Linked DNA regions of Mus musculus: regions 2 and 3 are each linked to region 1. A link is a loop called in an ENCODE intact Hi-C map of the cell type or tissue named here. Cell type or tissue: gastrocnemius. All regions are shown on one strand. Links, peaks and the distances in the headings refer to the core of each region. The heading gives the core; the rest is flanking DNA.

Region 1 (11,137 bases), core at 4,021-9,020:
GGTAGCAGCTGACCCTGCCACTCACATCACGAAGAATTGTCTTCCTTGTCTTTGCCGTTCATCCTTTCTGTTTTCCCTACCTCTTGGACAACTCTTCTTTCTCTTCAGTAGACAACAATAGTGCTCGTGCCTCGCTCACTCTTGTTCCCCAGACCTGAACCCTGATTGTCGCTACCTCTACTCTAGCTATAATGCATGTCTTCCCCACTCCAGAAACTTCACCAGCAGGAGGATTGTGAATTGGGGGATAGCTTGAGATACATAAAGAGATCCTGTCTAAAAACTGAGTTAGTTATATTATTCATGATCTTCAAAAGAGCCTGGCAGTTGGAAGAATTGGTTCACAAGTAAAGACTGAATAGTTCTGCAGGCCTAGGCTCTGCATGCCTAGGCTCTGCATGCCTAGGCTCTGCATGCCTAGGCTCTGCATGCCTAGGCTCTGCATGCCTAGGCTCTGCATGCCTAGGCTCTGCATGCCTAGGCTCTGCATGCCTAGGCTCTGCATGCCTAGGCTCTGCATGCCTAGGCTCTGCATGCCTAGGCTCTGCATGCCTAGGATCTGCATGCCTAGGCTCTGCATGCCTAGGCTCTGTATGCCTAGGCTCTGCATGCCTAGGCTCTGTATGCCTAGGCTCTGTATGCCTAGGCTCTGTATGCCTAGGCTCTGTATGCCTAGGATCTGTATGCCTAGGCTCTGTATGCCTAGGATCTGTATGCCTAGGCTCTGTATGCCTAGGATCTGTATGCCTAGGCTCTGTATGCCTAGGCTCTGTATGCCTAGGCTCTGTATGCCTAGGCTCTGTATGCCTAGGCTCTGTATGCCTAGGCTCTGTATGCCTAGGATCTGTATGCCTAGGATCTGTATGCCTAGGCTCTGTATGCCTAGGCTCTGTATGCCTAGGATCTGTATGCCTAGGATCTGTATGCCTAGGATCTGTATGCCTAGGCTCTGTATGCCTAGGATCTGTATGCCTAGGCTCTGTATGCCTAGGCTCTGTATGCCTAGGATCTGTATGCCTAGGATCTGTATGCCTAGGCTCTGTATGCCTAGGCTCTGTATGCCTAGGCTCTGTATGCCTAGGATCTGTATGCCTAGGATCTGTATGCCTAGGCTCTGTATGCCTAGGCTCTGTATGCCTAGGATCTGTATGCCTAGGATCTGTATGCCTAGGCTCTGTATGCCTAGGCTCTGTATGCCTAGGTTCCTCATACCCAACACTTAGCTTCACCTCAGGCCAGAGTGCCATTTAGAAGCCACTGCAAGGCATCACGGTCAGAAACTTGAACAGAATCCTTGACTCTTTGTTGGCCTCTAGCTCACACCTGATCAGTGCTCATATCATACTAATTCTGTCCCACATGGACCTTAAGCTGAATATCTAATGTCTTGCATTCCTATCCCTTCTCCTTGTCTTTGCTTCATCCTACCCTGTGCCTTGTGTCCCACATTCTGCCATACACAGATCTGCAGTAATGTAGCCAGTCAATCCTGGCCTGAAACCACTGAAACTGAACCCAAATGAGTCTTCTCCATTTAACTGTTGGTGTTGGATATTTTGTTAAATACTTATTAAACTATCAGATTAAAGACTGTGCCAGAGAAGGCATAGTTCACATATAGATTTTTTTCTTTCTCTCCTCAAAAACAAAACAAAAAAACAAGTACTATTGCAGTGAGCAAGCTAAACATCCCATAAAAAAAGCCTGTTTACAGCAAGGAAAGTTTTCTCTTTGTTGTCTCCCTTCCCCGTGTGTAAAATTTTCACTATAAAAATTTAAACACACTTTTTACAAACTAATCATATGGCTAGCTTTCTACCTTTTAGTCTGCCTCTTACGTTGTCCATTCCCAAACCATCTGTGGACTTCAGTTTACACACATGGGTTTAACAGAGTGGTTCTCAGTCTGTGGGTTGAGATCCCTTTGGGGGGTCACATATCATATCTCCTCCTTATCAGATATTTGTATTACGATTCATGGTATTAGCAGAATTACAATTATGAAGTAGCAATGAAAATAATTTTATGGTTGGGGTCACCACAGCATGAGGAACTGTATTAGGGGGTCACAGCATTAGGAAGGCTGAGAACCGCTGGTTGAAAAGAACCTGCAATAACATCTCACCTGAAGCAGAGCGTTCACGTACTAATTAAATCTAAGCTCACCTGCTCCAAGCTGGAAAACCAGAGATTTATGCAAATTTGTGAAGGCTTCCTGACCTCAGGTGGAATTTCTGTCTCCTTAAGGTACGCACTTCCTCCTTGAATGGGACACTCAGGCGACTAACCCACATATACTGGGTATTAACGGGGACACACTTGGCTCCTTTCTCATCTGTTCTCTATCCTTCCTGCCCATTGCCTGTCAGTACTTAAGGTTTTAGGTGAAAACAAAGAACAAAAACTAAAAAACAGAACAAAAACAGGCCCAACTATGAAACCTAAAATGTCTTACTCTGAATGTATATTGTCAAAGCTTCATATATAATCCAAGAGTACCTCACTACAGTCAGACAGCCCTGTTGACTGGCTGGTCAGAGACTAGCAACAACACTAGAGTGAGCGACCACAGGCAGAACATATTAGATTAGGGCACTTCCCACAGATGTTGGCTTTTCCTTTCCAGTTAAGACAGGTTTTTTTTTGGTGTTGAGGAAGACAGTCTGACTGCGATGCAGATGCTGTTGTGGAGGTCTTATGAGGTTGACATAATGGTGCTTACCTTGGAAAGTCTCAGTCCCAGCACCGTGAGAGTCACTAACCCAGCACAGCAAACCAGAGCACTGGAGCTGGAGAGGCCCGAACTCGGGGGTATATTTCCATCTACCAGGCAATTCATTCCAGGCAGCTTACTAAGGCCAAAGTGTTCCTAAGAATGTTTAAAAATAAAATGCCAATAGTCATTTCAGGATTGAACCCAAGAAGCAGAAGAAACTGCTATCAGTCCACAGAGGGGAAAACCATACGACACACACAAAGCTTTTGCAGTAACTGGGGTGAATCATTCCAGTAGGAGCTACACCTGCCATCTGATCTAATGGCTGGGGATGAGCCCTCTTTTTTCAACAAAAAGCTACTCATTCACATAAGGAAACTGCCTCAAATGACTTTTCTTTGAATATCAACTGATTTGAACAAGTATAGAAAAACCATAAAGCAATTACAATTCAAGTCGCCCAGAGAGGCAGGAGATCCCTAGTGATGGGGCGCAGGTTGAGCTTTAGCCCTGCAGCATCTTGTATAAAGTCTAACCCAACAGCAGCTGTTTCCAGGATAGCTGGCCTCAGGAGGCTCTCTGAAGAAAAAGAGCTCCCACTCTACCAACTCCATTTTTTATCAAGAAAAAAACCTAAGCACTAGGAGGTTTAAAAAATTCCCAAGGTTACACAAAGAACGCTTGAAGACCCAAGACTCTGAAATTGTCCCCATGCAAAGAATGCTTAGAGTGAGACCCAAGACTCTGAGTCTTAACTGACTTCTCCACTGCTGTGAAAACTGGGGCCACCAGTGTCACCATGTTTAAATTTAAATGCCTGCCAGCTATGTAAGGAAATTCAGAGGTTTTACTGGAGTTATTAATGCAATTTAACATCTAGTAGCTTCAAAGACAGCCAGATTAGAATTTATATGTAAATGATATTAAATTCCCCCCAAAAAAGGCAGGGAAATTTTTACAAACAGGAAAGACCAACCAAATTGGACTCTGAGTTAAAGGTAGAAACCTCTAATGTATTTGAACTGACGTGTAAGACTTGAATTGGGAAGTGATATCATATTATAATCTTCATTATTTAGGATTAAAATAAACCCAGCCCTCCCTTCTTCTCAAGGAAAAGAATGTTCTTCAGAAATTTCTCAGATAATTCAAGACCAAAGTTTGAGAAACTATTACATTACCTAATTATGCATTTCATCATACATATTCTTCTAGGGAAAAATTTCAATAAGCAAATTAGACTAACCAAAGGAGCAAAATGCTGCAAATAAAATCTGCTTTTGTCCTTAATGTTTTGTCTATTTTTTTTCTTCCTTGGCAAAAATCATGGGCCACAAAAGAAAAGATTCAGTTGGATGTACCTCCTGATTCCAAGTCATCTAAAAATCTCCTTCCAGAAACACAAACAAATTATACACTGAAGACGTGCCATTGCCAACGCCCCGCTGTACAGAACATTAGGCAGCCCACTCAAAGGCAGCAGTCCTTGGGGAACACTATATATTTAACCATAAACTGATCCACAGACTGTCTTGGATGTGAATCATAGTTACAAACTTAGCACGCAATGTTTAAATTCAACAGTAACAGCAGACTGAAAAACACAACTGAGTTGTGCCAAACATTGCAGTAGCTTTATCCCAAAAGGATAACATGTTCAATTTCACATAAACAGACTATCCCTTGGAACTTTCTAGTATTTTAATTAGAAGGTTTCTGGACTGCTAACATTGAAATTACTTTTCTGCCAAAAGGTCATTGAAGAAACCTGTGTTTTTGCACATAAGTTGTCAAACCAAAGAAGATTTTAAGCCTCTATCCAAAATAATACAAAAATATACTATATATACATATATACATATCATATACATATACAGAGAGAGAAAGAGAGGTGTCACTTTACCATATGATACTAAACAGGCATGTTGTTACAAGAAAGGTCAGATTGCATTTGCTGACCAATGCTTCCAAATACCCTAATTCCCACTAATGTGGATGACAATCCAAATGATTTGAAGATTTAAAACAGGCCAATAACTTTTCCCAGAAGTTATTACCATGTGTCTTGAAAAAAGAGCCACATTCTCAAGAAATTAATGCTGCACTCCTAGACCAGACCTCCATGACAACACCCCCAGGACTACACATCCCAAGTTACACCCCAGGACTACACATCCCAAGTTACCCTGACTGGCTTCTATAAGACTATGTCACTGAGTCCTAAGCAGCTTGTGACAATTTCAGATAGTACCCTCCAGGCCACTTGGATCATAAGCTCTCAAAAAAAAAAAAAAAACCAGAAAAGTATGTTTATTAGTTTCCTTTTGAATCACGAAGACAAAAAAAATATTTCTTAATATTCTTAATCTATGATATATCACAAGACTCACTACAACTAAAATAATTATTGAGTGAATGTTAATTTAAAAAATAAAAGTTAAGGGTCTAGAGAGATGGCTCAGTGGTTAAGAGTATCTGTTGCTCTTAGAGGAGGAGGACCTGGGTTCAATTCCCACAGAGTGGCTAACAACAGTCTGTCACTCCAGTCCCAGGGGACCTGATGCCCTCTTTCGGCCTCTACGGGTGCCAGACACCCAAGTGATGCAGGCAAAGCACCCACAGGCATATAAAGAAAATAAGTAGATTGGTTTTTAATTATTAGAAATTAAAATTAAGAACACAAAAAGAAACACAGGAGTGGTTCTGAAAACAGCAAGTATTGGTTTTATCTCTGTGCTTCCTACTCTCCTAACTGTGAGAGAAAGTGGAAATATCGCACTCTCCTAGTCTTATACACAGCACTGAAGCTATGACATTAAGATTAAGTCAATGTTTCTGAGAAACTACTCACAGTAAGACCTTCACTACAACCCTTTTATTCTCACCTGGACAAGCAGTAACAATGCTGGCTACCATCCCCAAATGCCTAAAGGCCCCAGCAAAGTGATGCCCTGCAAGCACTCCTCATTGAATAGCAGTGACATTGTTTCACAGATAAAGCCAAGATTGAACTCAAATTAACAAAGCTGGATTATGCCCATATTCAAACCCATGGCTGCTCAACTCTAAGTCCATTTCAGTATACTCCTGTACATCCCAAGAACAGAATGTAAATACTAGGACAATCTCTCTTCAAGGTGTATTTAATGATGCATAGTCAGTGGAAAGAAAGACCATGACCACTCCTGTGAGCACAACCCAGAGGCAATCATATCCCCTCCCCCCGCCCCTGGCCTTGAAACAGAAGTCAGCAAAATACAAGAAAAGCATCAGTACTAAAAGAAGACCAAAAACATGGGAGTCAATCTGGAATAACATGACTATAATCTCAACAGCTAGTAAGCATCGATTTACCTGAATTCCCTTAAAGCCACACAAGAAGTAGTTGTGCCATAGAGGTTTGGTCTTGTCGATACAGATGTTATTAGCTGTAGTACTGAAGTCTCTGAAAAAAACAAGACACATTAATTTAAGTCTGTACGCCTTGAGAGGAAAAAAAAAAACCAAATCAATGGCTGACTGCTGCCCTCTTGTGACAGGACACCGATACCAAGTCTCCTTTCTTTCTTTCCCCCCCCCCCCTTCTTTTATTTTTTTAATTAGACATTTTCTTTATTTACGTGAGTCTCCTTTTCTATTTACTTAAACGTGTATCTCAGTCTCCAACAGTGGACACCTCCAGATGCTAAAAACCAAGAGAGAAAGTTGTAGTAGCCTTATTGACCAATCTACCTCTAACTGGCCCTTTTTATTTCCAGAAACATCTAGGAAACAACATACTTCAGCATAATCTACACTCATTTTTCCCTTTCAGGTTAGTGCTTCTTAGCTAGTATAAATACATGAGTGCTTTATCCTCTGCGCCTGCTACCAGACAGATGCCCTGGTGAAATGGAAGGTCTCCAAGTTCTCTTTCTCCACATTCTCTGATAGCCATCTAATGTATGATTTAAGAAAAATAAATAACAAACAAAATTTATTTTAAAGAGTCATGACCTATTGTGAGTCTACACTGATATAAAGTTACAAGTGAATAAGCAGCTAAAGGAAGAAAAAGGGAAATTATTTTTCATAATAAAAGGCCAAGCTCAGTGAGATGCTAACAACCTGATCCCTAGAACCCACATGAGGAAAGACAGGAACTGACTCCACAAAACTGTCCTCTGAGTTCCACAATTGTGCTATAGAATGCATGCCATGCATCCACATCTCACACACACACAGAGGGAGGGATAATTAATAAAGTACATCAATTAACCAATATTGAAGAAATAATGGAAATTTAAAAGTATTGCATGCTAGTGGTTTCATCAACAGACCTCTAAAGTAAGACCTTGATGAAAACAAGATATTTACATAGTGTCTACTCATTACCTCAGTATCACCAGCAGCCACTTACTAATTGGAAGAAGAAAATAGGAACTTTGTTAGAAAGTTTCTGGTTCAGCAGGTTGGTCTGCTTCTCTGAATTCCTCAGAAAAGCCTAACTCTCCTCTGTTCCTATCTCTATTCTACACATGCCTTCCCTAACACTTTGGGCTCCTCCCCCCTCCTTCATTTTCTATTGTCTGGAATAGAAAGCATCCATGCTGGCTCTTCTTTAAAGGTTTGGTGGAGTTCAAGGGTAAAAAGTTGTAGACCTGCACTGTTTGTAATATATCTAATCCTTGAGACTTTCATACAATGCATTTTGATCACATTCGCCTCCTCGCACATCTCCATAACTCCTCCCAGGTCCACCCTCACCTCCCCAGTCCCACCTAATTTTGTGTCCTTTTTTAATAACCCATCAAGTCCAGCTTGTGCGCCCCATATATTCCATGCTGTGGGGCCATTCATAGAGCACAGTCAACCTACCAAGGGCCATATCCTTAAAGAAAATTGACTCTCTTCTCCCCAGAAACCATCAGATGTCCATAGCTCCTCAGTTAGGGGGAGGGGCTCACGCCCGCTGATCCATACTAGAATGTTAACTAGCTTTGCCCTATGCAGGCAAGTACAGCTACTTCGTGCTCCTGAGCACAGCAGTCCTGTCACATCCAGAAGACGATCCCATTTCACTCCAGTCCTCTTCAGCATCTGGCTCTTCCAATCTCCCTGCTCTCTCTTCTGCCATGGTCCTTGGGTAGGGAAGTGTGATGCAAAAGTCCCATTTGTACTATCCACTGGCACTATTCTCTGCCCGTGGATCAGCTGTGAGTTTCTGCATTATCCACAGATAATCTCAGGGAGCCGCTGTGGTTACCCCTATACTATTTATGCCACTATTCTACCCACGGGTATCTCTTCCCATACCAGTCGTGCACAGGGTTCCCAGCTGGGTAAGACTGCTGATGAAAGCTCTCCCCTAGCATCCTACGCAGCACCTCCTGCCACTGTGAAAGTGAGCCAACAGGGAGGAAGGTTCCTGGTCAGAACCAATGCTATTTCTATGTCTTGTGACAAGTATGTAGTATCTTCAGCAACAGGCCTTACCAAAGTCTGGACTTTATTAATTGAAAATGTTGTTTGTTTAGTTGAGGTTTTTCTGTTGTTGTTGTTTTGTTTTTAGTTGTTGCTTGAATCTCATTGTTTGTTTATTAATCTCTATAAACTGTTAATCTCATCCAGATTTAATATGAGTAGATTATATGCACCTACATATTCATTCATTCCTTTCAGATTTTCCAACATCATAGAATGTAAGAGTTCTAAAATATATCACAACTATTTCCTGAATTTCACTAGTATCTACTGCCATATCTCCCTTTTCATCTCTTACTTCATTAATTTGGGCCTTTGTTCTCTTTCTTTTGGCTAGTTTGGCTAAGAGTTTATTGATCTTGTTCATTGTTTCAAAGAATTGACACTTTGTTTCACAAACTCATTATATTTTTAAATTTTTATTTCATTAATTCCTTCCTTGATTGTAATTATTTCTTTCAATCTACTGATTTTTGATGGGGCTTGTTCTTGTTCTTCCAAGACCCTAAGGTGAATTCTTAAATTAATGATTAGAGAACTGACCTTTTTAATTAATTAGTTATTTTCCTCTCTCTCTCTCTCTCTCTCTCTCTCTCTCTCTCTCTCTCTCGTGTGTGTGTGCCTGTGTCTCTGTGTCTATCTGTATTTCTGTGTATGTGTCCACATATCATAGCACGTGTGACGTCAAAAGCTGGTGGGCGTCAGCTCGCACCTCTAATGTTGGGTCCCAGGACTGACCTCAGGCTGTCAGGTTTGCTGGCACATCCTTTTCCTCACTAAGCTGTTTTCCTGGCCCTTCTCTACTTTACAGCTTTAATCTCCCCTCCTAGGCTGCTTTCATCCATCTCCTAACTGCATTAGGTAAAATTCAAGCACACTATGCTAGTTCAGCAGTGTACAGCAGTGACATCAAACACCTCTGTTTGCTCTCCCAGTTAATATCCCACTCAGGAAAATATAGAAAGTTCCTGGGAATTATGTTCTATACCACACATTCATCTCTACTACATCCAAGTCCCACTTGATTACTGCAAATACTTCAACTAATAGAATATAGCTGTAAAACAAAACAAAACAAAAAAACCTGCAAATAACACCAAATGCATAATGCCAATGCAATAACATAAGAAACACACATACAAAAAACAAGGTAATACCTTGAAAAAGTATTAATCTTACAAAATTGGCATCTGGTGTGAGTAAGATGGTAAATGTGGGTGGAGTTCTGAGAAAAGTGAACACTTCTGAACTGTTGGTAGGAATGGGATTTGGCATAACTATTATGGAAAACAGTGTGTTGTTTCTTCAAAAAATTAAAAACAGAACTAGCATATCATCCAGGAATCCTTGTGTTTGGTATATACACCCACGGGAAATGAAACATCTGCTATCCCCATGTTTGCTGTCAGCTTACTCAGTAACCAAGATATAGAAATAGAATTACAATATACAATGTGACAATTATGTCTTCTTCTGTAATTTGGAAATTAAACACATAATATAATCATGTCATTTAATAACAGGGATATAGTATATGAAACTTATTATTGGCTACTATTGTCATTGTATAAACAATATAGAGTATAGCATACTTATACAGACATAGATGGTATAGCCTACTACACACTTATGTATTTGGGATATTCATCATTACAAACATATACAGCATGCTACTATACTTGTGGTGATTTGATGTAAATACCACCACCACCCCCCATTTCAACTCCAGTTGGTGACCTGTTGGAAGGATTAAGAGGTATGGCCTTACTGGAGTACATATGGCCTTGGAGGAGGTATGTCACTAGGGGTGGCTTTGAGCCAATGTCTTTCCACCCTATGCCCCCAATCTGCTGTCTATAGATCAAGATGTAAAGTTCCCAGCTACTTCTCCAGGACCATGCCTGCTTTCATGACCCCACACTCCCTGTATTTTCAGTTTAACACTGTGAAACTATAAGCAAGCCCTCAATTAAATACTTTCTTTAATATGCCTTAGTCATGGTGTCTCTTCACAGCAACACAGCAGTGACTAAGAAAATACTGAACATGTTAGCTGACTATAGCACAATGATAGTACTGGTGTATCTGAACCTATCCAAACAAAAAGTGTAAGCAGTTGAAACCAGCACATTGACATAGGGCCTTTAACATAAAGGGAAATGGTATATGCAGGACAGAAAGTTTTAGGCTAGTGAATGAATGTGAAGGTCAAGGATATTACTGCACATGACTCTAGATTTTATAAACAAGCATTTATAAAACTTTTAATTGCTAAAAAAAATGTTTAACTCTTTTGTAGTAATTAATTCTTGGCTTAAAATGCAAATACTAGAAGCAGCAGCAGTTTTTCAACCCCATATATTCCTATGGGGCCATCACCCTATATGCGAGCCATCACTCACCAAAATACTGCTATGTGGTATCAGAATGTACAGATGAAGCTTACGCAGAAAAAGCAAAGCTGGCCCAGCATTGGGAAATCCACCAAAGTAACCCACCATATGTTTAAAGATGACCATGAAGACTGAACAGATAGTTAATACAATTCAATACACATAAGTGATTTGCTAACGTTATAGAAAAATAAACACTCGACAAAGAATATGTACTAGAAACATCCATTTTATCTCATACTGTGTTATACTGAGACTAAGGCTTTGGAGAAAACAGACATCACAACATAAAACCATACAGCTTAAACCTACCGAGGGATACAGGTATGTAAGCCATGACTGTGCAGCATGGTAAGATTCTCTGACAAGAGAATTAGACAGTGCCATAGTATTGAAGGACAGATAGCATACAGGTGACCTTATTAAGACAGTTATCTTAGCAGATAATCCATAATGTCTGGGCAAGAATAAAGTTATTTTCATGTTTGTATAACAGTGCCTAGTATATTATAACTCTCCAGTTAATGCTTCCTTTTTTACACTTATTAATTCACTTATTTATTTA
Region 2 (11,137 bases), core at 2,836-7,835, 350 kb before region 1:
CAGGAGCATGAAGGAACACCTACCGTGTCATGAAGGTGAATTATCACCCTTCGGGGTTCAGACCTCAGCTCAACTGGAGACCAGCTTGCAATTCCCCACAACTCCCCCCTCTGTTTTTATAAGAAAAAATGGAGGGTCACTGAAGTGACTGTGAAATTTGTTGTGAAAATTTAGAGTGGATGGAAGTATCAGAAAAAACATATAGCCTAGAGAAGTAGCAGAACAAAGCCAGAGTAGTAAGGAGAATTAAGGGTAAGGGTTGAGAAGGCAAGAGATTGAGTTGAGAAGGCAACAATCAATCAGTTGTTCCATGGGTAGTACAATGTAAGGGTAGTAACATCAATTTTGTACAGCAATTAATTAATCTAGATAGACATTATGTTTTCCTCACTATCATGTAACTTTCCCCAAAGTTCAGCAGCCATTTGTCTTTGGCAAAAGGGTTCATCTGTAGCTGGAAGGTCCCATGTCTGTCTTCTGTGGTTCAGCACTTGTCTTGGGAGTCCTCAGTCAGAGGAGATTTTTGGAGGAAGGCAGCTTTTGTCTGTAGGTCACCTCAGCTCAACTGAAGACCAGCCTGCAATTCCCCACAGACCACACTGGAGCTAAGTTGGTAAGAATAAGGGATTTAAGGAGAAAGACTGTGATACATTCATGTCAACTGACAATTTTAGATGTGACTCTTTGTGAAAATGATGATTTTTCTTAACCATATAGTGTACAATTACAGAAATTTTAGAGTTGTGAGAAAGAAAAAAAAAACTTTTCATGAACCTGCTATTAGGAGACACTGGAATTTGTTTTTCTGTCACTTGAGTGTTTATATTTTGACCTTTACTAATATCTCACAGATACTTTCAAGCAAGCCCCTGAACAAAATATGATTATTTTGTCTTTGAACAAGAGAAGCTTTGCCTTGGGGTTCCAGATGAGATGCGTGATAAGCCTTTCTTCTCTAAGACGAAAACAAAGTGAAGCCGATGGATGATGCTTACTAACCCTGCCCACTGCGTGCTAGGCGCGTTGCATGCACTGTGAGATTCAAAGTAGTTTTTATATGGAGACTATTACGTTCCCACTTAACAAAGACAAAAAAGAAGCAGGGAGAAATTTAATAAGTTGCTTAAAATGGAGCAGCTAGTAGAAGTAGGGAAAACTGAGAGCCACATCCAGAGAGTTTGGGTACAGAGTTCATAACAAGCCAAGTCTCCTGGGAGGACCCGAGACTGTCAGACTGTCCTTGGGTTTAGGTTGAGCCTATATGTGTTGGGGGCTTGTGGTGAGGGTGGTGGTGACGACAGCATAGAAAGCATCTCCTTGTCTGTTGCCATCACAGTTCCCCCAGCAACTCAGCAGATGCCCTTATACCTCCATTTTTCTGACCTCAGAATATGAGGTAACCTGACCTGTACTTCAAGGGTCAGACGAGAGTGTTCCCAATGGTTGATGAAAGAATCATTTCATTGCACATTTAGTACTTAAGTCATCATTATAGACTAGACTAACTGCTTCACACCTGTGGACAGTGTATTCTGTGAGGAAGGTTGAATTATGATTTCCATGTTAGTCACTTTTCTCATTTATCAGACAAAAAAAAAAAAACCCTCCAAAACAACAAACAAACAACAAGAAAGGAAGGGTATCTTTTAGTTCACTACAGGGAGGACAGCAGCCAGACCCTGAAGCAGCTGGTCACACTTGCTGTTATCCACAGACTAGCGGCAGAGGCAGATAGACAACGCTGGAGTTCAGCTCACGTTCTTCATTCCAGGGCACCAGATGTGGGACTGCATTGTCCGCATTCAGTTGGGCTTAATGAAGCCAAGGGACTCTTCCAGGTCACAGAGACAGAAGTGTCACACACTCTGTCGCTCTGAGGACTCTCAACCCCATTTCGTTCTCACTTGTCATTTCTCGACACATAGAGACTTTCTTATTTCTTATTGTCATTGAGTGGAATATGACAATATTGACAGCAGCTAGGATTGCAGATCACACACAATCTTCTAGATACAAACATAGCCAATCAGACAACCTTCTATCTTCTATAAGGGCATCTTTTCACTCAGCATGCCAAGTATGGCTTGAAGCTTATTGCCAACTCCTGACTCCGCCCATTCGGTGTTCAAGAATGGTCCACAACCCCAGAAGCAATGCTCTAAATGGCTTGTTTTTGCATTGCCCAATGTGACCCTAGAGGAAACTTGGATGGTTACCAGTTTATAAAAACAAGGAAATGAGAACCATGTTTAATAGAAAAGAAAACTGCTGGTGACTGGAGCCAGGGGTTAGCCTTTTGCAATATGAAGGGAGATGGAAGATGGGTGAGGAATGGGTTTGGGGAAAAGTGAGCCAGTGCAAGGGGAACTTCACTCTAGGGGACTGACCTCGAACCAGACTCTAGGCACTTGAAAAACTAATACGGTGGTTCTCAACCTGTGGGTCACGACCCCTCAGGGAGACAAACCACTCATTGACAGGCTTGCCTAAGACCTTCGGAAAACACAGATGTTTACAGCAGGATTCAGAACAGTTGAAAAATTGCAGTTATAAAGTAGCAATGGAAATAATTTCATGGTGGGGGGGGGGGTTCATCACAACGTGAAGAACTATATTAAAGGATCACAACAATAGGAAGGCTGAGAGCCACCTCTCTAGTAACTCCATAAATACTTTTTTTAAAATTAAGAGTAAAACTACTTTTGAATTAAGTTTTCTTCCATTTCTGTTCGTTGTTGGCTGATGAGCAGTCACCATTAGGAGCTGTGGCTGTTAAGATGAAATACTAGTTAGGATGAATCTATGGGACCTGAGTGCTATTGTATACGTTTCTGGGACTCGGACTCCTCTGGCCTTAGAGAGCACTCAGTCTGGTGTCCTCCTTACGTTGTGGGCACAGAGTCTTAATGAGGCCTTTGGATTTCACCTCTGTTCCAGACCCCACTGAAGGACGGGGTCTGCATGATAATGGTAATTATGCACCATGAATGGGAATCATTAGAATAGTGTTGTCCAAAGTGAGAGCATAGAACACCCCAAGTGAAGAGAGCTGGTGAGCTGGTGTCAGAAAATGTACTCTTCGTTCACGGATCTGGCACTGAGGATGCAGAGGTAAACTGTACACAGAAAGAAGAGAGTAAACCAAAAACTGAAAATATGAAACTCCTACGTTCCCTCTTCCTAAGTTCCCTAACTTAAATGAAGGAATGAGTGTTGGGTGTGGATAAAGGGAGAAGCAAAACAAAACACAATTTGCTTCAGGTTTTGTGTCTGCGTCAGTTCTCTCTCCTGCCAAGGGACAAGTGTTTGGGGAAAGAAGCATGCATTTTCTGGGAAATGAAATCAATGCTCTAAATTTTTGACTAAGCTGAGATGGGGAGAAAAATCAGCAAAGCAAAAAAAATTGCACAATATCATCTGGAAATCCCTCTGCATTCACTCTTCTCATGCTCAGAGAGAGACCTTTATGTGGGGAAGACAGGCTCACCTTGGCATCCTGTGCACAGGCTTGACAAGAGTCCTTGCAGTCTTTCAGATACAAAAGGATGCTCTCATCATTTCTGTTCTGCAAGTGAGTCTTTAGGAGATGAGGCCAACAGTCACTTAAGGATAGCCCTACCACTACGATACCGATCTCTTTCTTGACATGCTGTTCCACCTACATCATGGCTCAGATATTCCCCTGAGTGCTCTAGCTTCACTCTGATGCTGAAATGAAACATTGTGACTAAAGGGAACATGGCGAGGAAAGGGTTGGTTTGACTCACACTTCTGGGTCACAGTCCATCGTTGAGTGAAATCAAGGCAGGAACCTGGAAGTAGAAGCCATGGAAGGATGCTGTTTATTGGTTCATTTTCTTACACAGCCCAGGACCACCAGCCAAGGGATAATGCTGCCTAAAGTGGGATGGGCCTTGATTCATCAGCTAATAATCAAAACAGTTCATCACAAGCCTAAATTTGATCTTAGTTGAGGCTTTACTCTCAAATGACACTAAGCTGTGTCAAGTTGAAAGCTAACTAGGACAATTGGTAAGGTGTCTACGACTGGAAAACAAGACAATTCATTACTAGAAGAGGCATGAAAGCTTATGAAATAGGACTATTGAAAGAATCCTGAGCTGACTGTGAAAGTACCAGCAATTCTTCCTCATGGCCACACTTATGTCCAACATTTAGTCTGTGAACACACTGAGAGAGATCAAATGTTTCTGGGCTGTAAGCCACAATCCCACTTTATTTGTCAGGACACATGCCATCAAGATGAACATGTGCCATCAGGATGGACAAGGATGCTGACTTTCCGTAGCAGTCCGAGGCTGGATCCTCCCTGAGGTTTTTGTTTTGTTGGTTTTTGTTTGTTTGTTTGTTGGTTGGTTGGTAAGCTGTAGACTTCCCATTCATTGCCTACTGTTCAGTGTTGAAGTTTGGTGGCTATTTCTTCTGCCTTTGCCCCTCTTCTTGAACATGTCTAGAAACAAGAACTTATGGGTTCCAACAATCTGTTTCTTTCATGTTCATTAGTAGGATACCTACTTGGAGTTTGGAGTCTTTAGGCATTCAAATATTGGCTTGATGTGTGTGTGTGTGTGTGTGTGTGTGTGTGTGTGTGTGATGTCAGTAAGATGACAGACTTGTAATGGTTAGTTACTTCTTGGTCTCCTTGGAATGCTGACTTAATGATACATGAGTGAAGGTGCTTTTATGGGAATTCTAGAATCCGAAGATTTGTAGTACCCCGAGCAAACATGGGTATGAGAACAGCTACACTGAAATGGTTTAAGTGGTTTATGCACCACCTAAACCAGCACAGATCAGCATTGGAAAGCAATGTCTTAGCAAAATCAGGTCAACGTTTTGACTTTCTCAGAGGACTTCTGGGAGACTGATTTAGTTGTGCATCACTCAAGTGCTGAAGAACAGACACATGTATGTACGGGGGTTCATAGAATAAAAACATAGTAGGGGTGATACATGGTTCAGCATGGTGGTGACATGTATAACCCAACGCTTCTCCATCAGGAGGGAGGGAAAGGGTCAGAGTGTAGGCCTGTCATTCCGACTTTTTGGAGGCTCACACAAAGGGCTTGTATCTCTCTCACCTGACATTAGGCAGTGATAGTAAACTGACTTAAATCAGAAGCATGGTTATCACTGAGAACAAGGGAGAGCAAGACAGTTTGTTAATCCATGATGAAAATCCTTGCAAAACCTCGGGAGACACAAGGGGGAGCAAGAGATTGTGAATTCCTGAAAAAGAAACTGATCAACTTGAAAAATCAGCTTGACAACTGAGACTTTTGCATGCTCCTAAATACAAGCTTTGGGAAAATAACCTCTTAGCCAGTCTCATGGATAAGAGTCATATCCTGCAGGAAACCAGTAGGCAAAGTCTTGAGTAACTATTTTATCAGATATACAGAATCTAAGAAAAGATAGTTTTTACAAACAGAAACAGACATGGTAACTTGGCCCAAAGAGAAACACATTAAATTCCCAGAAGCCAACCCCAAAGAAACAGATGTATATAATTATTTGACAAAGGGTTCACAAGGAATACATATATATATATATATATACATTCTTTTTTTTTTTTTTTTGATGGCTTGGAATTTTATTTTATTTTATTTTTTCACCGCAACACCCCAGGACTTTATTTTATTATTTTTTTCTTTCCATTTTTTATTAGGGATTTAGCTCATTTACATTTCCAATGCTATACCAAAAGTCCCCCATACCCACCCACCCCCACTCCCCTACCCGCCCACTCCCCCTTTTTGGCCCTGGCGTTCCCCTGTTCTGGGGCATATAAAGTTTGTGTGTCCAATGGGCCTCTCTTTCCAGTGATGGCCGACTAGGCCATCTTTTGATACATATGCAGCTAGAGTCAAGAGCTCTGGGGTACTGGTTAGTTCATAATGTTGATCCACCTATAGGGTTGCAGATCCCTTTAGCTCCTTGGGTACTTTCTCTAGCTCCTCCATTGGGAGACCTGTAATCCATCCATTAGCTGACTGTGGGCATCCACTTCTGTGTTTGCTAGGCCCCGGCATAGTCTCACAAGAGACAGCTACATCTGGGTCCTTTCGATAAAATCTTGCTAGTGTATGCAATGGTGTCAGCGTTTGGATGCTGATTATGGGGTGGATCCCTGGATAAGGCAGTCTCTACATGGTCCATCCTTTCATCTTAGCTCCAAACTTTGTCTCTGTAACTCCTTCCAAGGGTGTTTTGTTCCCACTTCTAAGGAGGGGCATAGTGTCCACACTTCAGTCTTCATTTTTCTTCAGTTTCATGTGTTTAGGAAATTGTATCTTATATCTTGGGTATCCTAGGTTTTGGGCTAATATCCACTTATCAGTGAGTACATATTGTGTGAGTTCCTTTGTGAATGTGTTACCTCACTCAGGATGATGCCCTCCAGGTCCATCCATTTGGCTAGGAATTTCATAAATTCGTTCTTTTTAATAGCTGAGTAGTACTCCATTGTGTAGATGTACCACATTTTCTGTATCCATTCCTCTGTTGAGGGGCATCTGGGTTCTTTCCAGCTTCTGGCTATTATAAATAAGGCTGCTATGAACATAGTGGAGCATGTGTCCTTCTTACCAGTTGGGGCATCTTCTGGATATATGCCCAGGAGAGGTATTGCTGGATCCTCCGGTAGTACTATGTCCAATTTTCTGAGGAACCGCCAGACGGATTTCCAGAGTGGTTGTACAAGCCTGCAATCCCACCAACAATGGAGGAGTGTTCCTCTTTCTCCACATCCTCGCCAGCATCTGCTGTCACCTGAATTTTTGATCTTAGACATTCTCACTGGTGTGAGGTGGAATCTCAGGGTTGTTTTGATTTGCATTTCCCTGATGATTAAGGATGTTGAACATTTTTTCAGGTGCTTCTCTGCCATTCGGTATTCCTCAGGTGAGAATTCTTTGTTCAGTTCTGAGCCCCATTTTTTAATGGGGTTGTTTGATTTTCTGAAGTCCACCTTCTTGAGTTCTTTATATATGTTGGATATTAGTCCCCTATCTGATTTAGGATAGGTAAAGATCCTTTCCCAATCTGTTGGTGGTCTCTTTGTCTTATTGACGGTGTCTTTTGCCTTGCAGAAACTTTGGAGTTTCATTAGGTCCCATTTGTCAATTCTCGATCTTACAGCACAAGCCATTGCTGTTCTGTTCAGGAATTTTTTCCCTGTGCCCATATCTTCAAGGCTTTTCCCCACTTTCTCCTCTATAAGTTTCAGTGTCTCTGGTTTTATGTGAAGTTCTTTGATCCATTTAGATTTGACCTTAGTACAAGGAGATAAGTATGGATCGATTCCCATTCTTCTACATGATAACAACCAGTTGTGCCAGCACCATTTGTTGAAAATGCTGTCTTTCTTCCACTGGATGGTTTTAGCTCCCTTGTCGAAGATCAAGTGCCCATAGGTGTGTGGGTTCATTTCTGGGTCTTCAATTCTATTCCATTGGTCTACTTGTCTGTCTCTATACCAGTACCATGCAGTTTTTACCACAATTGCTCTGTAGTAAAGCTTTAGGTCAGGCATGGTGATTCCACCAGAGGTTCTTTTATCCTTGAGAAGAGTTTTTGCTATCCTAGGTTTTTTGTTATTCCAGATGAATTTGCAAATTGCTCCTTTTAATTCGTTGAAGAATTGAGTTGGAATTTTGATGGGGATTGCATTGAATCTGTAGATTGCTTTTGGCAAGATAGCCATTTTTACAATGTTGATTCTGCCAATCCATGAGCATGGGAGATCTTTCCATCTTCTGAGATCTTCTTTAATTTCTTTCTTCAGAGACTTGAAGTTTTTATCATACATATCTTTCACTTTCTTAGTTAGAGTCACGCCGAGATATTTTATATTATTTGTGACTATTGAGAAGGGTGTTGTTTCCCTAATTTCTTTCTCAGCCTGTTTATTCTTTGTGTAGAGAAAGGCCATTGACTTGTTTGAGTTAATTTTATATCCAGCTACTTCACCGAAGCTGTTTATCAGGTTTAGGAGTTCTCTGGTGGAATTTTTAGGGTCACTTATATATACTATCATATCATCTGCAAAAAGTGATATTTTGACTTCCTCCTTTCCAATTTGTATCTCCTTGATCTCCTTTTGTTGTCGAATTGCTCTGGCTAATACTTCAAGTACTATGTTGAAAAGGTAGGGAGAAAGTGGGCAGCCTTGTCTAGTCCCTGATTTTAGTGGGATTGCTTCCAGCTTCTCTCCATTTACTTTGATGTTGGCTACTGGTTTGCTGTAGACTGCTTTTATCATGTTTAGGTATGGGCCTTGAATTCCTGATCTTTCCAGAACTTTTATCATGAATGGGTGTTGGATCTTGTCAAATGCTTTTTCTGCATCCAACGAGATGATCATGTGGTTTTTGTCTTTGAGTTTGTTTATATAGTGGATTACATTGATGGATTTTCGTATATTAAACCATCCCTGCATTCCTGGAATAAAACCTACTTGGTCAGGATGGATGATTGCTTTAATGTGTTCTTGGATTCGGTTAGCGAGAATTTTATTGAGGATTTTTGCATCGATATTCATAAGAGAAATTGGTCTGAATTCTCTATCTTTGTTGGATCTTTCTGTGGTTTAGGTATCAGAGTAATAGTGGCTTCATAAAATGAGTTGGGTAGAGTACTTTCTACTTCTATCTTGTGAAAAAGTTTGTGCAGAACTGGAATTAGATCTTCTTTGAAGGTCTGATAGAACTCTGCACTAAACCCGTCTGGTCCTGGGCTTTTTTTGGCTGGGAGACTATTTATAACTGCTTCTATTTCTTTAGGGGATATGGGACTGTTTAGAAGGTCAACTTGATCCTGATTCAACTTTGGTACCTGGTATCTGTCCAGAAATTTGTCCATTTTGTCCAGGTTTTCCAGTTTTGTTGAGTATAGCCTTTTGTAGAAGGATCTGATGGTGTTTTGGATTTCTTCAGGATCTGTTGTTATGTCTCCCTTTCAGTTCTGATTTTGTTAATTAGGATTTTGTCCCTGTGCCCTCTAGTGAGTCTAGCTAAGGGTTTATCTATCTTGTTGATTTTCTCAAAGAACCAACTCCTCGTTTGGTTAATTCTTTGAATAGTTCTTCTTGTTTCCACTTGGTTGATTTCACCCCTGAGTTTGATTATTTCCTGCCGTCTACTCCTCTTGGGTGAATTTGCTTCCTTTTTTTCTAGAGCTTTTAGATGTGTTGTCAAGCTGCTAGTATGTGCTCTCTCCCGTTTCCTTCATGGAGGCACTCAGAGCTATGAGTTTCCCTCTTAGAAATGCTTTCATTGTGTCCCAAAGGTTTGGGTACGTTGTGGCTTCATTTTCATTAAACTCTAAAAAGTCTTTAATTTCTTTCTTTATTCCTTCCTTGACCAAGGTATCATTGAGAAGAGTGTTGTTCAGTTTCCACGTGAGTGTTGGCTTTCTGTTATTTTTTTTGTTATTGAAGATCAGCCTTAGTGCATGGTGATCTGATAGGATACATGGGACAATTTCAATATTTTTGAATCTGTTGAGGCCTGTTTTGTGACCTATTACGTGGTCAATTTTGGAGAAGGTACCATGAGTTGCTGAGAAGAAGGTATATCCTTTTGTTTTAGGATAAAATGTTCTGTAGATATCTGTCAGATCCATTTGTTTCATCACTTCTGTTAGTTTCACTGTGTCCCTGTTTAGTTTCTGTTTCCATGATCTGTCCATTGGTGAAAGTGGTGTGTTGAAGTCTCCCACTATTATTGTGTGAGGTGCAATGTGTGCTTTGAGCTTTACTAAAGTTTCTTTAATGAATGTGGCTGCCCTTGTATTTGGCGCATAGATATTCAGAATTGAGAGTTCCTCTTGGAGGATTTTACCTTTGATGAGAACAAAGTGCCCCTCCTTGTCTTTTTTGATGACTTTGGGTTGGAAGTCAATCTTATCAGATATTAGGATGGCTACTCCAGCTTGTTTCTTCATACCATTTGCTTGGAAAATTGTTTTCCATCCTTTTATTCTGAGGTAGTGTCTATCTTTTTCTCTGAGATGTGTCTCCTGTAAACAGCAAAATGTTGGGTCTTGTTTGTGTAGCCAGTTTGTTAGTCTATGTCTTTTTATTGGGGAGTTGAGACCATTGATGTTAAGAGATATTAAGGAAAAGTAATTGTTGCTTCCTGTTATTTTTGTTGTTAAAGTTGGCATTCTGTTCTTGTGGCTGTCTTCTTTTAGGTTTGTTGAGGGATTACCTTCTTGTTTTTTCTAGGGCATTGTTCCCGTTCTTGTATTGGTTTTTTTCTGTTATTAACCTTTGAAGGGCTGGATTTGTGGAGAGATAATGTGAGAATTTGGTTTTGTCGTGGAATACTTTGGTTTCTCCATCTATGGTAATTGAGAGTTTGGCTGGGTATAGTAGCCTGGGCTGGAATTTGTGTTCTCTTAGTGTCTGTATAACCTCTGTCCAGGCTCTTCTGGCTTTCATAGTCTCTGGTGAAAAATCTGGTGTAATTCTGATAGGCTTGCCTTTGTATGTTACTTGACCTTTTTCCCTTACCGCTTTTAGTATTCTATCTTTATTTAGTGCATTTGTTGTTCTGATTATTATGTGTCGGGAGGAATTTCTTTTCTGGTCCAGTCTATTTGGAGTTCTGTAGGCTTCTTGTATGTTCATAGGTATCTCTTTCTTTATATTTGGGAAGTTTTCTTCAATAATTTTGTTGAAGATGTTTGCTGGTCCTTTGAGTTGAAAATCTTCATTCTCATCCACTCCTATTATCCGTAGGTTTGGTCTTCTCATTGTGTCCTGGATTTCCTGGATATTTTGAGTTAGGATCTTTTTGCATTTTCCATTTTCTTTGATTGTTGTGCCGATGTTCTCTATGGAATCTTCTGCACCTGAGATGCTCTCTTCCATCTCTTGTATTCTGTTGCTGATGCTCAAATCTATGGTTCCAGATTTCTTTCCTAGGGTTTCTATCTCCAGTGTTGCCTCACTTTGAGTTTTCTTTATTGTTTCTACTTCCCTTTTTAGGTCTAGTATGGTTTTGTTCATTTCCATCACCTGTTTGTATGTTTTTTCCTCTTTTTCTGTAAGGACTTCTACCTGTTTGATTGTGTTTTCCTGTTTTTCTTTAAGGACTTGTAACTTCAGTGT
Region 3 (11,137 bases), core at 4,122-9,121, 470 kb before region 1:
CTGGGTAAAGAGATGGCCCTATGAGTTCATAGGAAGAGCTGGAGAAGGAGCAGTTGAGCTTATACTCCAAGATTTCATCCAGCTACAACTGGCTGGCTACATAGATGTCATAGCTGTCATTTTATAGAAGAAATGTAGGAAAATGTGTGTTATTTATGGATTATTGTTGGGACCTTCCAATGGCCGAATTCTCCAAAAGGGGAAACTAGCAATGTATTTCAAATGTATAAACGTGCATGCTCTTACCCAGACACCTGATCTAAGAATTTCTTCTAAGGAAATAAATGAACAAATGCATGAATATGTAGCTGAGGAAATATTTATCCCTTCATTCGGTATAATAATTAGAAATAGCTCATATTAGTTAGGAAGAATTTTGTTAAATACTATGATATTGGCAAGCAATGAAATACAAAATAGTCAATAAAAGTGATTTTGCCAATCATCCATCCTGACCAAGTAGGTTTCATTCCAGGGACGCAGGGATGGTTTAATATACGGAAATCAATCAACATAATCCAGTATATAAGCAAACTCAAAGACAAAAACCACATGATCATCTCGTTAGATGAGGAGAAAGCATTTGACAAAATCCAACACCCATTCATGATAAAAATCTTGGAAAGATCAGGAATTCAAGGCCCATACCTAAACATGATAAAAGCAATCTACAGCAAACCAGTAGCCAACATCAAAGTAAATGGTGAGAAGCTGGAAGCAATCTCACTAAAATCAGGGACTAGACAAGGCTGTCCACTTTCTCCCTACCTATTCAACATTGTACTTGAAGTCCTAGCCAGAGCAATTAGACAACAAAAGGAGATAAAGGGGATACAAATTGGAAAGGAAGAAGTCAAAATATCATTTTTTGCAGATGATATGATAGTATATATAAATGACCCTAAAAATTCCACCAGAGAACTCCTAAACCCGATAAACAGCTTCAGTGAAGTAGCTGGATATAAAATTAACTCAAACAAGTCAATGGCCTTTCTCTACACATAGGATAAACAGGCTGAGAGAGAAATTAGGGAAACAACACCCTTCTCAATAGTCACAAATAATATAAAATACCTTGGCGTGACTCTAACTAAGGAAGTGAAAGATCTGTATGATTAAGAACTTTAAGTCTCTGAAGAAAGAAATTAAAGAAGATCTCAGAAGATGGAAAGATCTCCCATGCTCATGGATGGGCAGGATCAATATAATAAAAATGGCTATCTTGCCAAAAGCAATCTACAGATTCAATGCAATCCCCATCAAAATTCCAACTCAATTCTTCAACGAATTGGAAAGGGCAATCTGCAAATTCATCTGGAATAACAAAAGACCTAGGATAGCAAAAACTCTCCTTAAGGATAAAAGAATCTCTGATGGAATCACCATGCCTGACCTAAAGCTATACTACAGAGCAATAGTGATAAAAACTGCATGGTACTGGTATAGCGACAGACAAGTAGACCAATGGAATAGAATTGAAGACCCAGAAATGAACCCACACACCTATGGTCAGCTAAAACCATCCAGTGGAAAAAAGACAGCATTTTCAACAAATAGTGCTGGCACAACTGGCAGTTATCATGTAGAAGAATGCGAATTGATCCATTCCTATCTCCTTGTACTAAGGTCAAATCTAAGTGGATCAAGGAACTCCACATAAAACCAGAGACTGTGAAACTTATAGAGGAGAAAGTGGGGAAAAGCCTTGAAGATATGGGCACAGGGGAAAAATTCCTGAATAGAACATCAATGGCTTGTGCTATAAGATCGAGAACTGACAAATGGGACCTCATAAAATTGCAAAGCTTCTGTAAGGCAAAAGACACCATCAATAAGACAAAAAGGCCACCAGCAGTTTGGGAAAGGATCTTTACCTATCCTAAATCAGATAGGGGACTAATATCCAGTATATATATAAAGAACTCAAGAAGGTGGACTTCAGAAAATCAAATAACCCCATTAAAAATGGGGCTCAGAGCTAAACAGAATTCTCACCCGAGGAATACTGAATGGCTGAGAAGCACCTGAAAAAATGTTCAGCATCCTTAATCATCAGGGAAATGCAAATCAAAACAACCCTGAGATTCTACCTCACACCAGCCAGAATGGCTAAGATCAAAAATTCAGGTGACAGCAGATGCTGGCGAGGATGTGGAGAAAGAGGAACACTCCTCCATTGTTGATGGAATTGCAAGCTTGTACAACCACTCTGGAAATCAGTCTGGCGGTTCCTCAGAAAATTGGACATAGTACTACTGGAGGATCCCGCAATACCTCTCCTGGGCATATATCCAGAAGATGTTCCAACACATGTAAGAAGGACACATGCTCCACTATGTTCATAGCAGCCTTATTTATAATAGCCAGAAGCTAGAAAGAACCCAGATGCCCCTCAACAGAGGAATGGATACAGAAAATGTGGTACATTTACACAATGGAGTACTACTCAGCTATTAAAAAGAATAAATTTATGAAATTCCTAGGCAAATGGATGGACCTGGAGGGCATCATCCTGAGTAAGGTAACCCAATCACAAAAGAACTCATACAATATGTACTCACTGATAAGTGGATATTAGCCCAGAAACTTAGAATACCCAAGATAGAAGATACAGTTTGCAAAACACATGAAACTCAAGAAGAACGAAAACGAAAGTGTGGACACTTTGTTCCTTCTTAGAATTGGGACAAAACACCCATGGAAAAAGTTACAGAGACAAAGATTGAAGCTGAGATGAAAGGATGGACCATATTAAGACTGCCATATCCGGGGATCCATCCCATAATCAGCCTCCAAACGCTGACACCTTTGTACACACTAGCAAGATTTTGCTGAAAGGATCCTGATATAACAGTCTCTTGTGAGACTATGCCAGGGTCTAGCAAACACAGAAGTGGATGCTCACAGTCAGCTATTGGATGGAACACAAGGTCCCCAATGGAGGAGCTAGAGAAAGTACCCAAGGATCTAAAGGGATCTGCAACCCTATAGGTGGAACAACTTTATGAACTAACCAGTACCCCCAGAAGCTTGTGTCTCTAGCTGCATAAGTATCACAAGATGACCTAGTTGGCCATCAGTGGAAAGAGAGGCCCATTAGTCTTGCAAACTTTATATGCCCCAGTACAGGGGAAGGCCAGGGCCAAGTACTGGGAGTGGGGGGGTGGGAGGTGGGGGGTAAGGTTTGGGGGACTTTTCGGGTAGCATTGGAAATGGAAATGAAGAAAATACCTAATTAAAAAAAACAATAAAAAAGTGATTTTGCTTTATTAACTTTAGAAGATGGGTGACATATTTAGTTAAAAGTGAGATTATAAAACATGCATAGAATGATATGTTTTGCCAATACACTCACACACACACACACACACACACACACACACACACACACACACACGGCACTATACATGCATCCTCCTAACTACCTTTCAAGCCCTGGGAAGTATATGCCATGGTTCTAAGTAATGGAAAGGCAACCAGCTTCTTCTTTTTTTTCTCTTTCCTTACATAATTACTGAGTAGTAGTATTCATGCAAATTTTTACAATTGATAAAAAAACAACAAACCCTAGCTGGGCAGTGGTGGCGCACGCCTTTAATCCCAGCACTTGGGAGGCAGGGCAGGAGGATTTCTGAGTTCGAGGCCAGCCTGGTCTACAGAGTGAGTTCCAGGTCTACAGATCTACAGAGTGAGTATACAGAGAAACCCTGTCTCGAAAAAAACAAAAACAAAAACAAAAAACCAAAAAAACCCTCAAAACACCCTAAAAACACGTTTTACTTTAATGAGAAGAAAACTATTCAAAGGAAAATAATTACATCTAGGTGTAGCATCTCACACGCCCCGGGGTTACCTTGCTTAGCTGACTGGCTGGCCATGCTTATTCTAACTCAGACTTGGAGGTTCCATCATGTTTTGCATGTACCATGGAAACAATGTATGATAGAAAATTCTGCAGGCAGAGTGAATACCTTTCCAGAATGAATATGCTTCCTATGAAACTCGAGGGGAAAGAGCTCCTAAGGGGAACCATTGTTTGGAGGTCCCCGCTACATTCCCAGTCTTGGCGATTTATATCTAAGCCCACAGCCTTGGGGATTAAAATCATAAATGTGTGCCCTTTCATGTTCTTGTGCTATGTTTTTGAGTTCATGCAAAAAAAATGTGTTGAAAGAGAAGGATCTGAGGGAGGAGCCATTGGATGGACAATATGTACATGCTTGTAGTTAATCCTGTCCAATGTGTTTAGATGTCGTCAACATCGATGAGTAATGTTCATGCCACGCAGCACGCACATAACATAGTTGTTAGCCATTTTTGGACATGTGGAACCCTGATTGAGTTGGTTCCCATTGATGCTTTAGTGTTGGCAGCATGCCCACAGGTTTAAGTTAAGCCCTATGTTGGCCACAGGCCCACAGGTCTACAGTCATCCCTGTGTTAGTCTCATGCCCACAGGTCTACAATTAAGTCCTGCCAGTTTCTGAGGTTATTTCATGGATTCTGTCATTTTAACAGAGCATGTATCTTCTGCTGCAAGGAAAATAGACAATGAGGTTTTGATCAGTCAGACAAGATAACGCATCCAGTGTTTCATTTCTGAGCCACCATGTTTTGTTCTCAGAAAAATTCATTAAATGACCCAGCTGCCTCCAAGTACCCACGCAGAGACACTAGGACTCTATAGCCCCTCTCTAAGCAGTAAAATCTTTAATCACTGGTACCTCTTGTAAATGGCTCTTGGGGCAGGTACTGAAAATTAGCTGTGTGATGTAGGCTGTTTATAAGATATTGGCCAGTTAGGAGTCCTTTCGTGGAGCAGAACATAACACTGACTGTGATATCATAGAGTCATTAATGACAGTAGCGACCAAATAGGTTTGAATGCTCAAGTTCTGTTATCCCGAGTAAACTGTTTTAGTAGGTCAGGTTTCTTCTCATAAATTGTAACACTCTAAAGCATTACATTTTGACTTCTGATGTGCATTTTGGTGCACACAGTTCCCTGTTTTCAGGGGGTTGATCGCTCTCTGAGCCGGTCCCCGATTTCTGATCGACGATAAAGGATCGACGTCTTTAACAGTCTGTGGGGCAATGAACTGGAAGCTTGAACTAAAAAGTTCACTCACTTCCTTTCTTCCTCACTCTCTGAAGGGCGGTGCTGTCTCCTTCATTACTCTCTGGTGGCATATCTTACTCCAACCTAGAGATAGCCTGTGGCTGGCTGTATATGTAAAGCCATTTGTTTTGATAACCAAGAACTAGGAATTTGGAGTCCTGGATCTGCCCCGGACTAATCAAGTGGCCTAAAGTCAGATAGCTAATCTGTCAGAGGCAGACCCAAGTTTCCAAGGAACAAGCAAGCTCAAAGCTCTGGCCTTTTACCAAAGTCCAAATTATTTTCCTTTAAACATAATGTCATAATTTAAATCTATTTCCTAACAGATCTCTTTTACTTCCTGCATCTAGAGTGCCAGGAAAGGACTGAGGAAAATGGCTCATCCCTCGCACCCCCTCTCTCCTTTGCAGGCTGAATGCATGGCTGAGCACAGCGCTCCCTCCCTCCGCTGTAGTGTGTTCAGATGGTATGGGCTGTGAGTGCTCTAGTCAACTCAACCCTGCCTATGGTTCTGCATTACAGCATTGTACTAAACTGCCCTCATTACAAAGCCTAGAAGGCAGAGCCCTTCTTTTCACATCTGTTTGTATTCTGAGGTCCAGTAGAATGTCGGATGCCCACACACTGTCCATCTTCACCGAAAGGTACTATGTGTAGCTTTCTTCCTTCCTGATGAATTGCATTTGCAAGAACCAGCTTGTGTTTGGAGAGCTGAGTTCCAGGAAGTAAGAGAAAGGACAGCTATGAACACCCACCCAGGTCTTACAGTGCACTCATTCCAGTCTGGCAGGGAGTGAAGGCCTTGGAGGGTGGGGGGAGCATTAGCAATTTTAGCAGAGCATAAAAATTGTTCTTTTTCTGCCTGGAAAGGGACTTGTGTCACATGTTAGGGAGACATTGTTGGGGAAAGCTCCTAAATAAGTAGAATTTCAGCCAGTGTGTTCATGAACTTCACCCTCCCTTGGAATGTTTTCGTTTTGCAAGGGGGAAATAGAGGTTGAGTCATTTACACAGCAAATGGGAGCCTCACCAAACAGGAAACCCTGGGAGATGTTTTTTTTTTGCTTCAGTGCCTTCTCAAAGCCCAGTTTATGAGATCTGCAGTGCCGTCAGAGACACACATTCATGTCTGGTATCATTTCTCCCATTCATCAGATGGCGCTGCCAGTTTTCATGACCATGATGAGCGTTCATTGGGTTGCTTATCTACCGAGGACATTGGAGCCTTCTGCTTGCAACAGTAATCCTCTGTGCCTGCTCTGTCTCCTTCCCCACAGTGCATTTCAAACAGCCTTCTAACCTTACACATCCTTTTGTTTGTTTCTGCAAACTGCCTGCTAACTGTCTGATATCATCCTTGGAACCAAGGCTGAGTGACAAGTCTAAGTGCAGGCACGATTTTGGTCCCGGACAGCAGAGGGCAGTGTTGAGCCAGGAAACAAGGTGACCTGCCTTTGCTTCTGGGTCTGCTTTTGTAGTTCATACATAAACTCTTGGTGATGCATTTTTATATGCATCACTGTATGTTAAATAACTCAAAAGCTGAAGGCATAATGCTTGTTTTAATATGACCATTCTCTCCCATCAGAGGATCTTCAGCATAAACTCATTGTAATAAATGCTTTCCACACTGGGCAGGACATCAAGAAGACAGTTCATTTTGCCATAAGTCGAAACATCTGCTAACCTATTCTTCACTTTCTGTTTTCTTCTGGAATTCATCTATACATGTAGTGGTATATTCACATGCAGGGGCTGGCTTGGGCATCCTTCTGCAGGGGACATCTGCCGGTATTCCTATGATGGAAGCTACTGTGGTCATGCCAACAGACCTGTTATTTATAACCTGGTCACCCACAGGTCTTCTGGGTGGGAATTTACCTTCCTATTAAAGACATTATCACATTTTTTAGGAGAACAGTAGAATGCCAGTTCTAATGGGCTTATGTCATCATATAAGCTACTGATTAGGTCTTTAGCATTGCGAGGAATTTCTATTTGTAAAAACCCCATGTTTGGAGTTTGGAGTTTCTCACAAGGTCATTGTTATCATTTAAACTTATGAGGATTTTATTTTTACTTAAAATATTTTTCTTTTATTTTATAATAATAAATGGCATCATGAATCTCTTTCAAAGTTAAACAAAATGTGTTTATAAGTGGACTATTGTTTTCAGCCAGGTTATATAATGATGAGCGCATGCGCGCGCGCGCGCGCGCGCACACACACACACACACACACACACACACACACACACACACACACGTATGTACGTACGTCAGGAAGAAAGGGAGAGGGAAAAATGGAGAAAAGGAAAGAGAGAGGGAAGGAGGGGAGTGCTCTGTAATGAGAAGGTTTCATTCATCGCCTTTAGTTTTTGTTTAGCATATTGAAAAACACCGTTTTTCCAGAGAGTGGTTCTTTATACACCAAAGCTATCAAGATTCCTTGGTTAAAGCCAGTTTTTAGGTAGTGTAAAATGTTTGAGGTAGTTCTGTTTTCTCTGTGTTTAGCTGCCTAGTTCCTTGTGCTCCCCCAGCCCCTGCAGGATTGACATGCACTGCTGTCTGGCCTTCCCTCTGCTTGGTGGCCTAATACCTGGGCCTTACGCTGAAGAGTGGTAGCATGAGTTCATTTCCAGGCCGGCCTCTTGGTTCAGTTATAGACAAGCTCTGTGTGCTTTGTTATGCCTTTTTTTAATTCTCTTATTCTTTAAGGAAAGCAAAGGAAAATTTGCTTGGACAAAGCACGAGTTTTTCCAATGGACATGCAGTTTATGACAACAAGCAGCGGTTGGGGTTGGACGCGGGTGCAGGAGAGGCTGTGACAGGAGAATATGCCTTAGTCATAAATGGCCACAGTTTGGTGAGTTTGCCCGAGGCTGTTCTTCTCTTTTTCTTTACTCCAGCAATCATCTCTTTTGTGCTGCCTTAATGAGAGTCTCCTTTGTGTTTTTCAAACAAATGTCACTACAAGAGATAGGGCGTGCACAGGATTTCCTGTTTGCAGAAGGAAAGACTTCCAGTGTGCCTTTCAGACATCATTGTTTGAAGGATCGCACTGGATGTGAGGCTCTGGAGAAACAGTTCGCAGGGAGTCTATGAGTTCTGCCTAAACGGTTACTTCCGTTGCTTCGCAGAACGGTTTAAACGCTTTTGGAAGACGGTGGGGGATGGCGCAGATCAGTTTTTCAGTTACCGTTCTTGCGAAGGTTTGTGATTTGCGAGTCATAACCTGACCTTCACAGAATTACCACGCCAAATCATTGCCATTAAGATACCTCTGGTGGTTTTTCTAAATAGCAACGTTCTGCAGCAAAGCCAAACGATTTGATTTCATTAGGAAATCTGGCTCTTGTCATAATAGAATAAACTTGCATTGTACTTCTAACGCAGTTCAGGTTCCAAGCCCCAAACAAAACTCAACCGCTCCTCCTGAGTCTCTAATTAGAATACAAAAGCCCCGACTGCAGTCTCGTGAAATTATCATTTCTATGTACAAAGAACTTAATCTCACATCTTTCTTTGGCTTTGGTGCTCATTTTTCACTTTGGAGTTTGGAAAAAATGAACGTTTGTTCTTGAAGGCAGTTTCTTAGTGGACAAAAGAAGTTGGAGCTGAGTCTATTAGATTCCCCCTTGTGACCGTCCGCCTGTTAGCTCCTAGCTCTCTAAGCACTATCCAGCTGGATCCCAGACGCAGCAGAGTGCTGCTTCCACACCGTGGAAAGTTACAGAGCTCAGCTGCAGGCCAAGCTCAGTCAAAAACTGGTCCAGATGACATGAACTTTTCCCTTGCACAGATGAACACCAACTGAAAGTTATGTCTGTCTGCTGAGATCTGGAGTTGAGTGGCCTGGGCAGCTCGGTAGGACAGGATCCCTCCTGTATTATGCTTTTGACAGGCCCCTGGGCTTGAGGAAGCAGTGTTTGTAGGGCATGGGCTTTCTGGTGATAGTCACCTAGCCTGTCTTTTCCTCTGTTGAAAGAAGGCTCTAAGCTGGAAGCTCTTCAGGAGCCCTGTTTGCTTCAAAGCCCTGTGCTCATGAAACCATGAGATGTCCTTCTTCAGTTAGGGAGAATTGTCTGTATTTTTGCTAGTACAGTCAGGTTTTGTTTGCTTTCTTTTTAAATCATAGCTCCAGTTCTCTCAAATTCTGAAGCTTTTCTGAATGTATCCAGGTCTGTCTTCATCAAAACCCAAGTCTACGTTTAACTTGTTGATAATAAAGAAAAATGAGCAGAGGCAAAAGGGGCCATTCTGAGCAAAAGAGCCAGTTATATGCCTTGTCTTTCAGAACATGTGGTATATTTGAGAATGATGGTCCACAGTTTTCTGAGGCATATAGACTTTGATATAGAATTTTTCTGCACCAGAGTCACAGCTTTGGCCTCATTTACCCACCCATTGCCTCATACCATTTTCATTGTTTACACAGACTGGCCAGGTCACAGTGCTAGAGAGTGGCCGAGAACTCAGACATGATTGGAGCATAGTCCTTGTTTGGGAGATCACAGTATAGTTCTGATAGAAGTATGACAGATACTGCAAAAGAGGCATTAATGCAATGCCTTTAGAGCACAGAAATAGGCACGTTTAATTATTTGTTTAAAAAATAAACAGAGGAGACTTTCTGGCAGAGCGGATGTTATTGAGTAAAAATGCTAGCAAATACAAAGATATAAAGGCAGTCTTTTAAGTAGCAATGCAGCCTGATGGGAATTATAAGAGGACCTAAAGGTGCTACCGAACAGAGCCCCTGAAGATATGCGGGCCAAACTGGAGTGGGCTGCGAGTGTCTCACTAAGGGTTCACTCTAAATAGCTGTTACTCAACAGCAGACTCATGTTTTCTCTGAATGTGTCTAACATAGAGTACAACGTGAGATGTTTCTAGAAATGTAATTGTCCAAAAAAGTTAATTGGAGAGAATCATGTTCTCTTTTCAGTAATTGCTGAGGGTATAGAAAGGCTCTTGGTATGTGGAACAAGGGTAGGAATTGGTTGGGGAATCCTGACTGAGGCCCAAGTTGCCTGTCTCCCTCCTATTCAGGCTCCTGATTTCAGCCACAGTGTTTTGCTAGGGACAGCCTCTGCTCAGGTCCTTTTCATCTTGCCTATGCGTTGGCAGTCACAAACACTAAGTCTACAAAACAGTGCAAAGGACACTAGCAGTGTGCCATGTAGAAATCACCATGGTTGGCAGTTCATATCAGCAGGTTCTAGCTGTTGCTTCTATTGATTTTCAGTAGTTCCTAGTAGAACTTTATAGTAATATATATATTTTTTTAGACAGGGTTTCTCTGTATAGCCCTGGCTATCCTGGAACTCATTTTGTAGACCAGGCTGGCCTTGAACTCAGAAATCTGCCTGCCTCTGCCTCCCAAGTGCTCGGATTAAAGGCGTGCGCCACCACTGCCCAGTACATAGCAAGATCTTGCCAAGATGGCATGGTAACATATCAAGGAGGCACACTGAGGACATAGCTCTTATTTTTATGTTAAATTCCCTTGAAACTTGCCAACAGCTCAGTATTCATGTCTTGTTACTGATTCTGTAACCCTGAATTGATCAAGTAATGAAATGGTTCTGAAATGAAGTCAGTCAAGAACCATGCTATTTGCTTTGTAATTTACAATCGTCATGTGTTCTGTTTGCTTTGATGACACAGGCCCATGCCCTTGAAAGTGATGTCGAGAACGATCTTTTGGAGCTCGCCTGTGTGTGTAAGACTGTGGTTTGCTGCAGAGTCACCCCACTCCAGAAAGCCCAAGTAGTAGAGTTGGTAAAAAAGCACAGAAATGCTGTGACTTTGGCCATTGGTGATGGGGCCAACGATGTCAGCATGATTAAAAGTAAGAGGGTATTTTCTCAATGAGACATACTGCACGCATGGAGTCCTGCTTCAGCCTGTGATGCAATGTAATAGCAATGTTCATTCGTTTAATTTTACCATGGTTCTTATAAAAATTATACTTTCTGGGCAGCACTTACATAACTACTAGTACCTCTAAGGCAT

The links. Peaks named below come from ENCODE experiments on the same cell type or tissue, not always from the same donor. Only the 100,000 strongest peaks of a DNase experiment are listed, where the experiment ranks them.
Region 2: it touches region 1 in a loop (8-fold over the local background); 14 of 42 quality-filtered maps call a loop at or near these places.
Region 3: it touches region 1 in a loop (21-fold over the local background); 24 of 42 quality-filtered maps call a loop at or near these places.

Annotation. Positions count from the first base shown.
Region 1 is chr2:125,888,377-125,899,513 of GRCm38, reverse strand. Galk2 (galactokinase 2) reads right to left here. Exons shown (of 10, transcript NM_001291002.1): 4 at 6,071-6,161; 5 at 2,723-2,869. Among named protein-coding and RNA genes, the nearest start is that of Galk2, 28 kb to the right of the region's middle. In gastrocnemius, for the core only: a CTCF peak has its summit at 6,234 (motif pointing left); a DNase peak (open chromatin) is centred at 6,236.
Region 2 is chr2:126,239,743-126,250,879 of GRCm38, reverse strand. No RefSeq gene overlaps it. Among named protein-coding and RNA genes, the nearest start is that of Dtwd1, 93 kb to the right of the region's middle. In gastrocnemius, for the core only: a CTCF peak has its summit at 5,226 (motif pointing right); a DNase peak (open chromatin) is centred at 5,209; H3K27ac peaks cover 1,405 bases.
Region 3 is chr2:126,358,604-126,369,740 of GRCm38, reverse strand. It overlaps Atp8b4 (ATPase, class I, type 8B, member 4), which reads left to right. Exons shown (of 28, transcript NM_001080944.3): 21 at 7,838-7,985; 22 at 10,790-10,973. Among named protein-coding and RNA genes, the nearest start is that of Atp8b4, 130 kb to the left of the region's middle. In gastrocnemius, for the core only: a CTCF peak has its summit at 6,536 (motif pointing right); DNase peaks (open chromatin) are centred at 4,390 and 6,533; H3K4me3 peaks cover 363 bases; H3K27ac peaks cover 3,610 bases.